2 separate regions of the Homo sapiens genome follow, and region 2 is linked to region 1. The links are chromatin loops, found by intact Hi-C in ENCODE. Cell type or tissue: ascending aorta. All regions are shown on one strand. Each heading gives the region's core, and the rest is flanking DNA. Links, peaks and the distances in the headings are about the cores only.

Region 1 (8,452 bases), core at 109-8,108:
ACTTGATACACACTAGGATTCCCGATCCCTCAGGGTACAGATCACACCTGATACACGCACGGATTCCCAATCCCTCAGGGTACAGATCATGCCTGATGCACACACGGATTCCCAATCCCTCAGGGTACAGATCATACTTGATACACACTAGGATTCCCGATCCCTCAGGGTACAGATCACACCTGATACACGCACGGATTCCCAATCCCTCAGGGTACAGATCATGCCTGATGCACACACGGATTCCCAATCCCTCAGGGTACAGATCATGCCTGATACACACACGGATTCCCAATCCCTCAGGGTACAGATCACACCTGATACACGCATGGATTCCCAATCCCTCAGGGTACAGATCATGACTGATGCACACACGGATTCCCAATCCCTCAGGGTACAGATCACGCCAGATACACCCGTGGATTCCTAATCCCTCAGGGTACAGATCATACCTGATACACACTCAGATTCCCAATCCCTCAGGGTACAGATTATGCCTAATGCACACACGGAATCCCAATCCCTCAGGGTACAGATCATGCCTGAAACACACATGGATTCCCAATCCCTCAGGGTACAGATCACACCTGATACACACACAGATTCCCAATCCCTCAGGGTATAGATCACACCTGATACACACATTGATTCCCAATCCCTCAGGGTACAGATCATGACTGATACATACATGGATTCCCAATCCCTCAGGGTACAGATCACACCTGATCACACATGGATTCCCAATCCCTCAGGGTACAGATCACACCTGCTACATGCACAGATTCCCAGTCCCTCAGGGTATAGATCATGACTGATACACACATTGATTCCCAATCCCTCAGGGTATAGATTATGACTGATATATACATGGATTTCCAATCCCTCAGGGTACAGATCACACCTGATGCACACATGGATTCCTAATCCCTCAGTGTACAGATCACACCTGATGCACACATGGATTCCTAATCCCTCAGGGTACAGATCTCACCTGATACACACACTGATTACCAATCCCTCAGGATACAGATCGAGCCTGAGGCACACATGGATTCCCGATCCCCTTGCTGTATCTTCCCTCCCTCCCCAGCCCTCAAGTAGGGAAAGATTTCCTCAGACATATGAGGATACTTTGACAGAAAAAATTTCCAATTACTTTTCTAATTAGCACCTAAACATCCATCCATTTGTGTTATTACAATTAAAATTAAATTTTTATAAAACATTTTACAGGGTTAAAAAAAAGTCTGTTATTTTTCATATAGTAAATTTTTGATAATTCATAAGTATACAATTACCTATCAAGGGCTTGTTCTTATTTTCAAATACAGAGTCTGTATGCTTTTGTACATATTCAGTAGCTATTGCATCGGGTCAGGCACATGACAGGGGAAATGTGGTACCGATCTCTGATATAAGAAATAAGGAACAGGTTGAGCGATGTTCCCAATCCCTCTGCAGACCATCAGTTATCAACTGGTAAAGGCTGGGAATTGATGAGGTGGGCTTGAGCAGCAGCATCAACTCTTCAAGTATTTTACAAGCATCTGAGACCATTGACCATGGACTGTCCTCCAGAGAATTAAAGCTAACTTGTGGCCAGGCACAATGGCTCATGCCTGTAATCCCAGCACTTTGGGAGGCCGAGGGGGGTGGATCACTTGAGGTCAGGAGTTCATGACCAGCCTGGCCACCATGGTGAAACCCCACTCTACTAAAAACACAAAAGTTAGCAAGGCATGGTGGCGGGTGCCTGGAATCCCAGCTACTGGGGAAGTTGATGCAGGAGAATTGCTTGAATCCAGGAGGCAGAGGTTTCAGTGAGCCGAGATCATGCCATTGCACTCCAGCCTGGGTGACAGAGTAAGACTCTATCTCAAAAAAAAAAAAAAAAAGCTAACTTGTTTCTTATGTTTGTCTGATACTCCTAACTATTCCCATTACCAATTCACCTTGGTTGTCATAAACTTACTACTCAGATTCAAATCTCATTTGTGAGCTGATACAGTTTGGATATTGTCCCCTCCAAATCTCAGGTTGAATTATAATCTCCAGTGTTGGAGGTGGGGTCTGGTGGGAGGTTTTTGGGTCATGGGGGTGGATCCCTTATGGCTTGGTGCTGTCCTTGTGACAGTGAGTTCCAGAGAGATTGGTTAAGTGTGTGGCATCTCCTCCCTACTCTCTCTCTTGCTCCTGCTCTGGCTATGTGACCCACCCGCTCCCTCTTTTTCTTCCACCATGAGTAAAAGCTCCCTGAGACAGCCCAGAAGACAAGCAGATGACAGCACCATGCTTCCTGTAAAGCCTGCAGAACCATGAGCCAATTAAACCTCTTTTCTTATAAATTACCCAGTCTCAGGTATTTTTTTTATAGCAAGCCAAGAACAACCTAACACCAGAGCTGAGGCGAATCCAAATCTGCCACTTCAATCAATATCTCAGTCATTCTATTTTGGTGAGCAGGAATATAATGCAGATAAGCCAGAGACTGATGTGGCAAGCAAAACACAAAACTCTAGCAACTGAAATGACACAGCAGGGAAGCAAGCAGAGAACAGCAGCAAAGAGTGCAGGAAGGAATGGAGCAGGAGGAGCTGGAATGAAGACTCTAAATTCAGTTGCTGGGAAGGACAGTGAAATGATGAAGAAAAGCACATATTGGGGGGCAGGGTGGGGAAGAGGACAGGAAAGGAAATGTTGAAGGTAGGCAGATGAGGTCACAGAAGCTGGTCATTCATTCACTTGCTAACCTAGTCACTGACCAAATGAGTGCTTATTTAGAATAAAGTGTGGAAGGTTGCCGTGGGACATGACATACAGGGAACAGAAGGGAAAAGAATGTCATGGGTGACTGGTGACTATCCGGGCCAGTGGCACGGGGGTAAGAATTTATCAAGATAGTTGTAGGTAAAGAAAGGCAGGTTTAATAAAGAAAGTATAAAAATATGTTGCAAGAAGGCAACAGGTAGGCCAGCAGAAGAGGAGCTGACTGCCAGGAAACAAAGTCTTGCAGGGCTGGGGATTTTATAGAACTGTGCTTCTGCTGTGTGCTGAAGAGGGCTACGAGCAGTACTGATAACACCAGGGTTACAGGGAGCTCACTTACCCGTGCCTGGTGAGAAGGTGGGTAGAGGACGATTGAGTTATATTCATAGGAGGACTGGTCCTGGTGAAGAAAGGCAAGCCTACATAACTTATCTGCTTCCTCTTTCTGCTTTCCCTCGGTCCCACCAGCCTGACTCCTTTTCCCTAATTAGGACCCCAAAAAGAACAAAGGGATAAGCTGGTTCAAAGAATTATAAGCTCTTTAGACTGGGAAAGTGATTCTGGAGATAACCTCACTCAATTTGTTGATTGCACACACTAGGGAGCTGATGCACAGGTGTGCCCCTCTAGGCAGGATGTAGATAGGAGAGATGGAGCTGTTAGGAGAGGGAGCAATACTGCAGGGCAGGCGGGAATCACAGATGGAAGCAGCACCTGGAATCCAGACCTGTGGGCACTCTGCTGAGCTTCCCAGCCAGGGGATGGGAAGGACCAGGGCAGAGAGGGCCACAAGCCCAGTAAGGCCTTCTATAACCTGGAAGATAGGCAGCCCAAAAGTCGATGGAAGGCACACACCAATGCCATTCCCTAGTGTTTCCACAGGTGAAGGAAAATCGACTCTGTGGATCCTTTACCTACACTGTTTCGGCAGCAGGAAAAGCCCTGACTTTTCTACTCCTCCAAGAGAGCCCAAATCTCAAGGCATGCTAAAGGAACAAGCGAGGAAAATGAGAGGACAGCGAGGAGGAAGGGAAGGAGCAAAGGGAACACTCAAGTGTCTAATTCTTTGCATCTGTAATTAGCTTATTTAATCACCTAATTATGAAATGAAATTGTGCTTTGCCAGTAATTTCGAATTTCGGGACTTAAATGGGAAAAGGTGATATCTTTGCGCCATCTAGTGTTGTGTCTTGAAATGACACACTTCTTGACGTCTCAGCCCAGAGGAGCTGCAGGCAGCCTTACATAACCAGAAATAGCAAGATTAGCCTCTCCTGTTACATAACCGTGAGAAGTGTTTCAAAGCAGAAGATTATGCATTCCTAGCACCAAATGAATCTTCTCGATAGTTAGTAAGATAATCCCTAAATCTAGGGCAAGGCAGCAATTATGATCCTATTATCATCTGGAAGTTCAGGTATAGAAGAGAACTCTAGCAGGGTGCAGTGGCTCATACCTGTGATCCCAGACCTTTGAAAGGCTGAGATGGGAGGATCCCTTGAGCCCAGGAATTCAAGACCACCCTATGCATAGTAAGACCCTATCTCTATAAAAATAAAAAATAAAAATAATTAGCCAGGCATGGTTGTGCATCCCATCTACTCAGGGAGACTGAGCCAGGAGCATCGTTTGAGCCCAGGAGGTCAAGGCTGCAGCGAGCCATGCTCACGCCATTGCACTCCAGGCTGGGCAACAGAGCAAGACCCTATTTCAAAAATAAAAACAAAAAACTTTACTCTTAGTACAATGAGAACTAACATGGCTGAGAATGTAACCTTCTAGAGGTTAACTTTAACAGCAACATGAGATCATTGACAATTACATTATGGACTTAGAAGCTGATGTACAACTAGAGGAAGGAAGGAAAGGAGAGAGAGAAGGAAGGATATTAAATCATGGAATTATATCTGGTGAAAATAAATGAATCATTAAGTAAAATACACTGTCATAGGGCTATTTGATTATAAGAAGCATATTGATCAAATGTATTAAATAGGAAAGTAAAATTATCACTGAAAGTTACTAATTATAACGATCACTCTGTATTTACTATATGCTAGAAGTAGACGCACATTATTCCATTTAATCCTCACAATAGTCCCCTAAGGTAGACACGACCATTATTCAGATATGAAACCTGGGGCTTAAGGAGCTGAATAACCTTGCTCAAGGTCACAGATAGTCACCAAGAGGCAGAACTATGGTGTGAAGCTCGATCTTTCTGATTACAAAACGCTGCTTTTCATTGCTGTGTAATGCTGCCTCTTTCTGTCAGAAATGCTTTAAATTCTTGACCAACTGTAAACCTAAAAGCTGCAGGCCCTCTTTTGGTTTGTAACCTTGAATCTATTTCCTGACATTTTCATTAGAAGAGCGTGATCTATCCAGAGGTAACCATTTAATGCTGCAAAAAGTACAACCTGGCTGAAATGGTCATTTAAAACTCGGAACACACTGGAATCCTGAGGCAAAGGAAGAAAAGTGTGACTTCATGCAGCATTTCCAGATTCCAGGACGCAGAGACCTCCATCTAAGGACCAAGCACCGCTGGCACACGGACCGCGTGAGAAGCAGGTCCCTGCCGATGAGTCTTTCCTGCAGAAACCTCGGCTCCCTGACTTGGTTAAGCAGCAGCCGAACCGCAGCCTCAGCACCAACGTGAGAGGTGCCGAGCCCTCTCCTTCCTTAGCTACTGAGCTGGTTCTTAAGAAGCTTGTTCCTGCTAGTACCTGTCAAGAGCTTCCCAAAACATAAACCAGACGTTGGGGAAAATGTTCTCTCTAGTTGTATTTGGCTTTTCCACAAGCACTCTTTAAACTCAAGCGGCTGAAGTGCTCCCGGCTGAGGAGGATGCTGTTCTGTGCAAACGCCGAGCCATTGATCATGTTCCGGGTTGTCCAACTCTTCAGTTTGAGACAAAAACAAACACGCTTTTACACTAAATAGGCATGAAGGAGGTGGCCAGTGTGGCATTTTTCAGCTCTCCAAAGTATCCCAGGATAGTTTGATTTAGGGCTAACGTGTGTTTTATTGCCACAGTAGTTAAGCTTGCTACCAGAACTCTAATGCAGGGAAATGTTAATTATGTTAATCTACTTCTTTTGGAATTTATAGCTGAATTTATTATGAATTTACTAATAAATTAGTAAATTCAAGTCAGCACAAAAACAAAAGTTTATGTCCTTAATACTCCAGAGCTTATATGGGGGAAGTTGGGGGATGTCGGTGGATATAATTTGCACGTCCAAAAGCTGAAAGTGCAACAGGAGAGGCAGTGCAGTGGCCAGCTTCCCGGGAGCGTTCTTATTGGCATACTGGTGTTTCACTGCACCAGCTGAAGTCAAGAAGGTTTCGGTTTTTATGTTTGTTTGTTTGTTTGTTTGAGACGAAGTCTCGCTCTGTCTCCAGGCTGGAGTGCTGTGGCGCAATCTCGTCTCACTGCAACCTCTGCCTCCCGGATTCAAGCGATTTTCCTGCTTCAGCCTCCTGAGTAGCTGGGACTACAGGTGCCCACCACCACGCCAAGCTAATTTTTGTATTTTTAGTAGAGACGGGGTTTCACCATGTTGGCCAGGATGATCTTGAACTCCTGACCTCGTGATCCACCCGCCTCAGTCTCCCAAAGTGCTGGGATTACAAGCGTGAGCCACCACACTCAGCCTAATTTTTGTATTTTTTTTAGTAGAGACGGGGTTTCACCATGTTGCCCAGGATGGTCTCAATCTCTTAACCTCATGATCTGCCCACCTCGGCCTCCCAAAGTGCTGGGATTACAGGTGTGAGCCACCGCGCCTGGCCCAAGATGGCTTCTTGAAGTGCCCCTGACAGGGTGGCTGTGCGAGAGTCCAGAGACACCGAGTCCCTCTCAGGGCAGAGCACAAGCTGCAGACACCACGTAAGCCAGCCAGAGAGAAAAAAGAGAAGTAACCCAATTTTTAAAAGGAGGAAAGTATTTGAAGATATTTCACAAAGAAAGACATACCAATGATCACATGGAAACATGTTCAATATTAGTCATCAAGGAAATGTACATTAAATCACAATCGACCAGAATGGCTAAACTCTAAAGACCGACAATAACAAGTATGGGCAAAGATGTAGAGTGATTGGAAGGCGCCTACATTTTTGACGGGAGTAAGAAAGGGCATGATTACTTAGCAAAAGGCCTGGCATTCTCTTATACAACTAAAGACGTTCCTACCAGCAATTCCAGTCCTAGGTGTTTACCTAAGAAAATGAAAACCTTTGTTACAAAAAGACTTTCCCAGGAATGTTCACAACAACAACTTTCCTTATAATACACGAAACCTAGAAATAAGACAGGTGATCACTGACAGGAGAGTGGATAACTATAGAATTATACAGGGGAATACTACACAGCAATAGAAAGAAATAAACTGCTGATACAAACGGTAGCATGAACGACTCTCAAAAACATTATGCTGAGTGGAGCCAGGCGCGGTGGCTCACACCTGCAATCCCAGAACTTTGGGAGGCCAAGGTGGGTAGATCGCCTGAGGTCAGGAGTTTGAGACCAGCTTGGCCAGCATGGTGAAACCCCGTCTCTACTGAAAATATAAAAGTTAGCTGGGTGTGGTGGCAGGTGCCTATAATCCCAGCTACTTGGGAGGCTGAGGCAGGAGAATTGCTTGAACCCAGGAGGCAGAGGTTGCAGTGAGCTGAGATCACACCACTGCACTCCAGCCTGGGTGACAGGGGGAGACTCTGTCTAAGAAAAAACAAACAAACAAACAAACAAATACCATTATACTGAGTGAAAGAAGCCACGTAATATATTATTCTATCTATTGGAAATTCCAGAAATAGGCAAAAACTTACCTGTGGTAAAAAAGATATCAGAACAGCAGATGCTTCTGGGAGAAGGTGTCTGGGGAATACTGGCAGGGAATGAGCTAGAGAACTTCCTGGACCAAAGCAATAACGTTTCTATCTCTTCTTTTTTTTTTTTTTTTTGGAGACAGGGTCTCACTCTGTTGTCCATGCTGGAATGCAGTGGTGTGGTCACAGTTCACTGCAGCCTCAACCTCCTGGGTCAAGTGATCCTTCTGCCTCAGTCTCCCAAGTAGCTAGGACCACAAGCATGCACAACCACACCCAGCTAATTTTTGCATTTTTTTGTAGAGACAGGGTTTTGCCATGTTGCCCAGGCTGCGTTCTATATTTTAATGATGTGTTCATTTATCCACATTGATCAAGTGAAAACTTAAGATTTATGCATTTTCATTGCATGTAAATATTATCTAAAAAACACTTTAAACAAATATCCAACTCTACTTAACGATGTGCCTTGGGAAGACTAGGAGTGAAGTATATAGATGTCTGAAATTTACTTTCAAATGCATCAAACAACAAGACGGATTAAGAGAGGGATGGATAGATGGATGATTATGTGGTAAAGCAAATACAGTAAAACGTTAATTGTGCACTTAATCTTAGCCAAACGGCCGAGAAGCGATAAACGTTAATTGTGGAAGCTAAGGAATGGTATGTGGGTGTTCCCTGTACAATTTTTTCAGCTCTTCTATATGGTTGAACTGTTGGAAAATGGTGAATATAAAGAATCTCAGTGAATGTTCTGAAAGAAAGTCAATTTCTTTGTAATTGGATATGTAACTTAGAATGTCATTAATAGAATTTGAAGGACCAAACTCGAAGTTTAAAATAG
Region 2 (8,452 bases), core at 86-8,085, 850 kb before region 1:
TGCTTAGAATCCTGAGCCACCATGTAAGAAGTCCAACTACCCTATGGCTGAGACGTGAGGAAGCCAGGCCACATGGAGAACCCCACATGGGCCCTTGGGTTCTGGCCTTCAGGCTGTACCAAGCCCAGGCACCTGATGTGAAAACACAGCACTGGGTTGACTGTAGTCCCGGCCACTGAGTCACCTCTACCTTTGGGTCTCTCTATTCCCTAAGTGTTGGGGTAATCTGTCATGCAGTAGTAGCTGATTAGTTCATCACTTTTAAAAAAGCATTGTGTGACAAAATACCTGTGGCCAAGAGCATCCCACAAGCAGATGCTAGTTTTTGTTGTTATTTGGTTTAAATTGATTATCAATGCTTCCATGGTGATGTGGCTTCCCAAATGTTATTTTCCAGTTCTATTTTGCCTTTATCATACATTTCAAATCAATGAATTTTATCTTTTTAGTGTATTTGACCCATTTACTAATGTGAAACACCCTTCTCTATCTCTTTTAGTGATGTTCACATCTTGAGTTCTATGTTGTATATTAATAGGATTGATAAGTTTTACTTTCTCCTTGTTAAAGGAGATATTGGCATGTATTTTTCTAGCCCTTATTTTCATTCTTCCTATACTATTTTAAATATCTTTTTAGGCTGAATGTTGTTTATTTTTTTCCCAATTCTGTTGGCATATACTGAGCACTCATATTTAGCATAACAGAAACCCTATCAGACAGGGCTAGTGTTTTATTTTTTTATTGTGGCAAAATACACGGAACACAAAATTTACCACGTTAACCATTTTTAAGTATACAGTTCAGTGGTACCGAATACATTCATATTGTGTAACCATCACCACCACCAGTTTCCAAAACTCCTTCCATTGTGTAAAACAAATTCTGTATCCATTAAACTCTGACTCCCCATTGCTCCCTTCCCTTCGCCTCTGGAAGCTTTGTCTCTATAATTTCGACCACTCCAAGCATCTCATATAATCATACAGCACTTATTTGTCTTTTTGAGATTGCCTTATTTCACTTAGCATAATGTCCTCACGGTTCACCCATGTAGCATTATGTCAGAATTTCCTTCATTTTTAAGCCTAAGTAATACTTCTGTATTTTTTTTAATATGCTCTGATAGTATCTTCTGGTAAGTTAAAACTACCCAACCACCCACTTGCATTCTTTGTACTTTTTTCCTGTAATCTTTAACTGAAGTTTTGTTACTGTTTTTTCTCATTCTTTTCTATTTTGGGAGATTGACTAAGTTAAAAACTTTTTTCTCTAAGATTTTCTCCAAAAGTTTGTAGCATTATGAATAGTCTAATCACCTATTCTAGTTCCATTCTCCTAAACCTCAGGACCCCTTAACACCCCCCCTAAAGACTGAGGACCCCAAAGAATGTGTATGTGGGTTACATCTACCAATAGTTACCATGCTAGAAATTGTTTTAAAGATATTAATTCCTCTAAAAATAATAAACCAATTATATGTGAACATAACATTTTTATTTTAAAAAGTCAGCGAGTGGCAGAGTTTGTTTTGCAAGTCGTTTAATGCCTGGCTTAAAACCTTGTCTCTGCAGACTTTTGTCTGCAGACAAAATACTCTAAAAATACAAAAATTAGCCAGGCATGGTGGCACACACCTGTAATCCCAGCTACTGGGGAGGCTGAGGCACGAGAATTGCTTGAACCAGGAAGGCGGAGGTTGCACTACTGCACTCCAGCATGGGCAACAGAGCGAGACTCCGTCTCAAAAAAAATAAAAATAAAAAAAAATTAATTAAATAAAAAGCAAATCAAGGCATAATCATACTTTTTTTTTTTTTTTTTTTTTTGAGACGGAGTTTTGCTCTTGTTGCCCAGGCTGGAATGCAATGGCGCGATCTTGGCTCACTGCAATCTCCGCTTCCCAGGTTCAAGCCATTCTCCTGCCTCAGCCTCCCGAGTAGCTGGGATTACAGGCATGTGCCACCACGCACGGCTAATTTTGTATTTTTAGTAGAGACAGGGTTTCTCCATGTTGGTCAGGCTGGTCTCGAACACCCGACCTCAGGTGATCCGCCCGCCTCGGCCTCCCAAAGTGCTGGGATTATAGGCATGAGCCACCACACCCAGCCGGCATAGTCTTAGTGAAAACAGTTTTGTCCTCAAAGATCCTAAAATCATCAAGCTTGCTCTTTTAAGAGTTTGAAGTATTACATTCTTCAGCTATGAGTCTGGTGCCTCTCTGTTGGTTTTTGCTTTTCTTAAATGTTTGGCAATACTTGGTAGTGTGTTGAGGGCATTGAGATTTCCTGCAGTTTGCCAGGAAGAAAGGATAAAATGTGCTGCCAGGCAGGACGTGCTGGTAGCTAATCTCAGTATGGGCATCTCCTTTCTTATGGAGCATAACAGGGTCTGTATCTTCCCTTGAACAAGGCACTTCACTTCAATCCCTCACACGTTGGTATCACTTTAGCAAAAAATTTAACCAGTTTCTTTGCTCATCAATGCTTCTTCAATCCCATTTCTTGTATTTATTTTTCTTCTCAAAATACATCCTGTAGTGATTATTTCATAGTTTATATAGTAGATTTTGAGGCCATGTATTTCTAAAATATTTTAAATTTTTGCTGTTTCAGATTCTTTTTAAAGTGACCTAATTTTACCTATACAAAATATGAAACATACCTTTAAATCTAGTGTGGTCAACGTCTTCAATGCTCTCCAAATCGGTGAGATTCATACCATAACTTGATGTCTAAACTTCTGTTTACTACTCCATTTTTTTAATGCCCTCTCTGCCTATTCAGGGATTTACAGGTCAAGATGAAGGATCTAATTCCAACCATTTTTTGACATTTACATAGCAAAGGCAGCTTTGCATGGAGGTGGAAAATTCCCCAAGTCAGCCACCCTTGAGCTAAAAGAGGTTGAATATTCAGAAATTCGACTAATCTTTCAAGATCCACTTCAAAGTCCTGTATCTAATACTGCCACTATGCAATGGTCTTCCCTTCTTCCACTATTTCTCACAGAACCCGAAGAACTCTGAAGTTAGAATGGACCCTAGCAACCTATATCAACAATCTCCTCCTACAAATAGAGTGCCTGAAGCTCAGAACAGTTGCTGTCTTGTTTGTGATCATGTCGGTAACACCCAGAAGCCTAAGTTTTATTCCACTTTCAAAACTGTCTTTACCTTGGTTCAACACTGTCTCGTCATTCCATGCCCTATACTGGTAGATTCAATTTTACATTCTTTTATCAATCTTTGTTTCATAGGCTTAATATTTTATAGTTCAAATTTCTATTTCATAAACAACAAACGGGCTGGGCGTGGTGGCTCATGCCTGTAATCCCAGCACTTTGGGAGGCTGACACGGGCGGATCATCTGAGGTCAGGAGTTCACGACCAGCCTGGCCAACATGGTGAAACCCCGTCTCTACTAAAAATACAAAAATTAGCTGGGCGTGGTGGTGCCCGCCTGTAATCCCAGCTACTCGGGAGGCTGAGGCAGGAGAGTCACTTGAACCCGGGAGGTGGAGGCTGCAGTAAGCTGAGATTGCGCCACTGCATTCTAGCCTGGGTGACAGAGCAAGACTCCGTCTCAAAAAAAAAAAAAGGTTCTTTTAAACCAATAAAATGTTGATGTGGTTGGCTATACAGGTATCCCTCATTATCTGAACTCTCACCTAATATGGCTGTTAACTTGCAAAATTTTTTACTTAGTATTCACTACCTTAAGCAGTAAACTGGTTTACCGAACCTCTGTACTGAAGTCCGTGAAAATGTTTAAACTGAAAGGATGCAGAGAGTATGCTGCATTCCTGCCTCAGCTGTGCTCTGATGGGCTCACATGTTGTCTTCACCATCATCCTCCCCATACTAAGTGGATTTATGTTCCAGGAAGTAGAAAAGGCAGTGAAGAAATTAGGTAAGCCAAAGCAGCCTAGAAAAGCTTATTTAGTGTAAGTTAGAAGTGATAAAGTGTATTGAGAGATGAATGCAGAAAAGGCACAAGCCTGGCTCTGCATTCATATCCACCTACCATGACCACAGTTGCAGTTATATGGTGGAAAATAAAGAAAACATAGGAAAATAATTTTGGATCTGAAATGCTTCACTGTGTAAATCGAGCATGAATGATAATTTTGAAAAATGATTGCAATACCTTATATAATAGACTGACAGTCCTAATTAGTGTTTAAAATGCTTTATTATTATGAAGAATCCTTGGTGGATTGTTATATTATGGACTCCAATAACAGATGTACCAACTGGCAAAATGCCATGTTTGTTCCTGCGCCTTAAAAAGCCCTGAGCGCCACCTACTGGCAAATCTCTTCTATCAGGGGTTCTTTACTATGCAGTACTATGAATAAAGCTTCCCTTCTACATTTTAGCTCAGCATCTGTGTTAAATGCTTTTTAACAGTATTTCAATTTAATTATAATTGGGGAACTGTTCAGGAGTTTGGGGTAGGATTATTTTTCTTATTTAAAAGTTAAAAATATTTAGGTTCTCTATATCTAATTAAGTTTCAGAAATGGGTTAGACAGGAAGAGTGAAGAATGCTTTATTTTCAATGGAACCAAATAGTTTACTCAGTGTCTTGATATTCAGACCATGGTCCCTAGATCTGCAGCACGGGTATCACCAGTAGGGGCTGATTAGAAATGCCGATTTAGCTCTTACCTTAGTTTTACTGAACCCAAATCTGCATTTTAACAGTATCCCTGGGTTAACCGTATGCATACTGAAGTTTGAGAAGCTCTCTTGGACAAAGTTGGCTGCCCAATTACTGTATATCTATTTTCCTCCTACTTCACAGATCCCTGACTTCCAGGGTGAGCCTGCTTGGCCCAGGATAATCCCATTTCCCCTACCAACGACTGGTTCGGGAATGGGAGCGTAACCAGTTCTGGGCAAGGAGACCTATGTGGATGTTGACTGGGCCAAATTTCTTTAAGAAGTTTCCTCCATTCCAAGAGTCAGAGAAGAGACACTGTCTCTTCCTCTGGACACTGTTGTGTCTGAAGGTGAACACTGAAAACGGCTGCAGACATCTCCTAGCAGCCTAAGAACGAAGCCAACACCAGGGCTGGAGGAACACAGTGCTAGAAAGTAGGTCCCTGATGAAGTTTTGAGCCACTCAATCAACCCTGAAGTCTAGCGTGTCTTTGGGTGACCTGTTATATGAGAAATATTGTTTCATTCGGAATTCCCTTCTTGTATTCAAAATCCTGGATAATCACTGATGACTCTGAACAAAAAGCCCAGAAATCAGACTATTTTCTATTAGATGGTTTTTAAAAACTTGACAATTCTAAGAGTTGAGTGTTTTCTTCCTGTAAGAAGCTTTTTATTGGCTGAAACAATACCTTCCTTTTGTATGCTCGTTTTTTAATCCTCTTTCCTAGGATACAGTGGGGTTTATAATTTGTGGGAACAAATAGTACTTACAAGATTTTAAAAAACGGAAGTGTCCCCTTAAAAATAAAAATTATGATTTAGTCAAACAAGCCCATATTTAAAAAATAAAGCCCACTAGACATATTGAACATTTTAATTTATCTTCTAGAACATTTCTCTTTTCAACCCATTTTTAACCTAATTTTATAAGAACAATACTTTTTAATGCCAAACAATAGGCTGCAACTTTTTAACACGTTTCCCATTTGCCCCAAGAAATGAGTGCTGGCAGTGAGCTGTACTTTTTTTTTTCTGAACAGGAAATGGGTTCAACACATACAAATCACAGTAAGAATTATGAACGAAGAGCAATGCAGCAATAGAAATTTGATGCACAAGAAAAAAGGCAAATATATCAAGATATATGTTATTACACAATATTAGTGAGCAATCTGCATTATCTCATGATATTTTATGATTTAATTTCAACCACCATCCAATTTTTGCATTACAAATATAATTTTAAAGAACAATTCTGTCACTTCAAGGAAAACAGTTGACAGTATTTATTACCAATAATAAAATTTGAGCTTTTTAGCAAAAAATAGTATTTTAGGTAAACTTGTATCTGCCACCATGAGTTTGACAGCTTCTCAAGAGCTTTCTGATGAGGCTGGTAGTGATATTAACAACTATGATTTCTATATAATGTATTCTGAAATTTGCCAACCTTTTTTTTTTTTTTTTTTTTTGAGACAGGGTCTTACTCTGTCTCCTAGGTTGGAATGGAGTGGCGTGATCTCAGTTCACTGCAACCTCCAACTCCCTGGCTCAAGAGATCCTCCTATCTCAACCTCCCCCCGCAGCTGGGACTACAGTAGCACACACCACCATGCCTAGCTAATTTTTGTATTTTTTGTAGAGACAGGGTTTCACCATGTTGCCCAGGCTGGTCTCAAACTCCTGGGCTCAAGTGATCTGCCTACGTCTGCCTCCCAAAGTGCTGGGATGACAGGCGTAGCCACTGTACCTGGCCTGCCAACATTTGTAAGCTCAGTGAAACAATATTTTCCAAATACCCAATATGTCACATTCCAAAACCAGGCATAGGTAAAATATACATTAAAAATCAATCAAGAAAGATCAATATGTTTTAACATAACAGACTTGAAATTCACGATTAAAAGTTAACTGAGATTAATTTCAGATTTCACATTGCAACTAACATCTAAGAAACTATTACTTGTGGGCCAGGCGAGGTGGTACACACCTGTAATCCCAGCACTTTGAGAGGCCGAAGCAGGTGGATCACCTGAGGTCAGGAGTTCCAGACCAGCCTGACCAACATGGTGAAACCCCGTCTCTACTAAAAATACAAAAATTAGCCAGGCGTGGTGGAGGGCGCCTGTAATCCCAGCTACTCAGGAGGCTGAGGTGGGAGAATTGCTTGAACCCGGGAGGCAGAGGTTGCAGTGAGCCAAGCTCGCGCCACTGCACTGCAGCCTGGGCAACAGAGTGAGACTCTGTCTCAAAAAACAACAACAACAGAAAAGAAAATACGACTTGTGGTATAAAAAAATCCACAAGTAACTGAAAAGGTTATTAAAATACTCCTTCATTTTTGAACATTTTGCATATGGCATATTTTCTATACATCCTTTAGCCAATGATATATAGATTATAATAGATTATAAGCAGAAGCTGATTTGAGAATCCAGCTACATTCTATTAAACCAGATGCTAGTGATTAGCAAAAATCACTAATTTTTTTGGATATACACCTTTTTCATGACATACATTACTTACATTATATGGCAACTACATAATGAGTTTATTACTACTATTAAACAAATCAATATTTTAAAAATGTGTAATTTCTAATATGGTAAATATTTACAGATATAAGCTATAACCTATATAAACAAAAGCTCTTCAGAATCCTCAATAACTTTTATGAATGTAAAAGTGTCCTAAGACCAAAATGTTTAAAAATCGTTGTGTTAGAGCACTTGAGGTTGGTGCTGGAAATCCAGAAGAGCAGGAGAGAGCTGCAGCCTGCTGTCTGTCAACCCAATAAATCATCCACCTAGCGAATCGTATGCTCTAGCTTAACTAATGAACACACAGACTGGAAAGTGGCCATAAGAATTATAAGAAAAAAGAATTACAAGAAAATTGTTACCCCAGATGGCTTGATTAAAAATTGGAGATTTTACCCAGGGGAGAATATTAATCAAATGTCTTAAAGATTATAATGCAGAAGGATGCACAGACTTATTCTATGTATTTCAGATGGCAAGTTTTAACAGGAATGGGCAACTGTTATAAAATGAAATTTCCATGAACATATGAAATATGTTTCCTAACCAGCACAGCTGTGCAACAGAAGCAGTTTCCTGACAGTCCCTTCAGTCTACAAATACTGTCTATTATGTGCCTGTATTTGGAAATTCCAACAAGAAATAAGATCCTGCCTTCATTCACTGCAATGGGACACACAAGCAAACTAACTAATTTCAGAGTCTAGTAAGTATCCCGATGGAGAGAAACAAGCTTTTGCGACACAGAGAGGCATGGGGAGTGTAAAGCTCCCAAAGATAGATGTCTAGAAAAAGGCTCTCCCTGGCAGAGACTTGAGAAACAGGGAGAAGCAGAGCCCTCTGCAAAGAAAAAGGGCCACAGCAATGCAAGTGCCTCACCAACGGGAAAAAACCCGGAGTGTCCTTACAACAGGAGCGGCAACAACAACAAAGTGTGACTGGAACTCAGTAATTCAACATCAGGTCGAAAAGGCCAGCAATATCCATACAACGTACAGCAATGGTTGTCACCAATCTCAACAGCATACTAGACCAAATGCATCAGAATCCCTGTGTGCAGAGCCTAGGCATCAGTATTTGTTTTAAGAGTTCTCTAGGTGATATTAATGCACTGCCTGGGATGAGAATTACTGATCTGGAGTCTGTTAGGCAATAACAAGGAATTCAGATATTATTACTATTATCATTTTTTTGAGACGGAGTCTCGCTCTGTCGCCAGGCTGGAGTGCAGTGGCGTGATCTC

What was found. A loop is a pair of places that touch in the nucleus more often than their neighbours do. Peaks named below come from ENCODE experiments on the same cell type or tissue, not always from the same donor. Only the 100,000 strongest peaks of a DNase experiment are listed, where the experiment ranks them.
Region 2: it touches region 1 in a loop (2.5-fold over the local background); 4 of 110 quality-filtered maps call a loop at or near these places.

The regions. Positions count from the first base shown.
Region 1 is chr4:186,034,402-186,042,853 of GRCh38, forward strand. No RefSeq gene overlaps it. Among named protein-coding and RNA genes, the nearest start is that of TLR3, 31 kb to the right of the region's middle. In ascending aorta, for the core only: a CTCF peak has its summit at 3,952 (motif pointing left); DNase peaks (open chromatin) are centred at 3,963 and 5,354; H3K4me3 peaks cover 1,009 bases; H3K27ac peaks cover 492 bases.
Region 2 is chr4:185,179,514-185,187,965 of GRCh38, forward strand. All of the region lies in intron 2 of CFAP97 (cilia and flagella associated protein 97), which reads right to left. Among named protein-coding and RNA genes, the nearest start is that of CFAP97, 20 kb to the right of the region's middle. In ascending aorta, for the core only: a CTCF peak has its summit at 4,303 (motif pointing left); DNase peaks (open chromatin) are centred at 2,188 and 4,288; H3K27ac peaks cover 4,660 bases.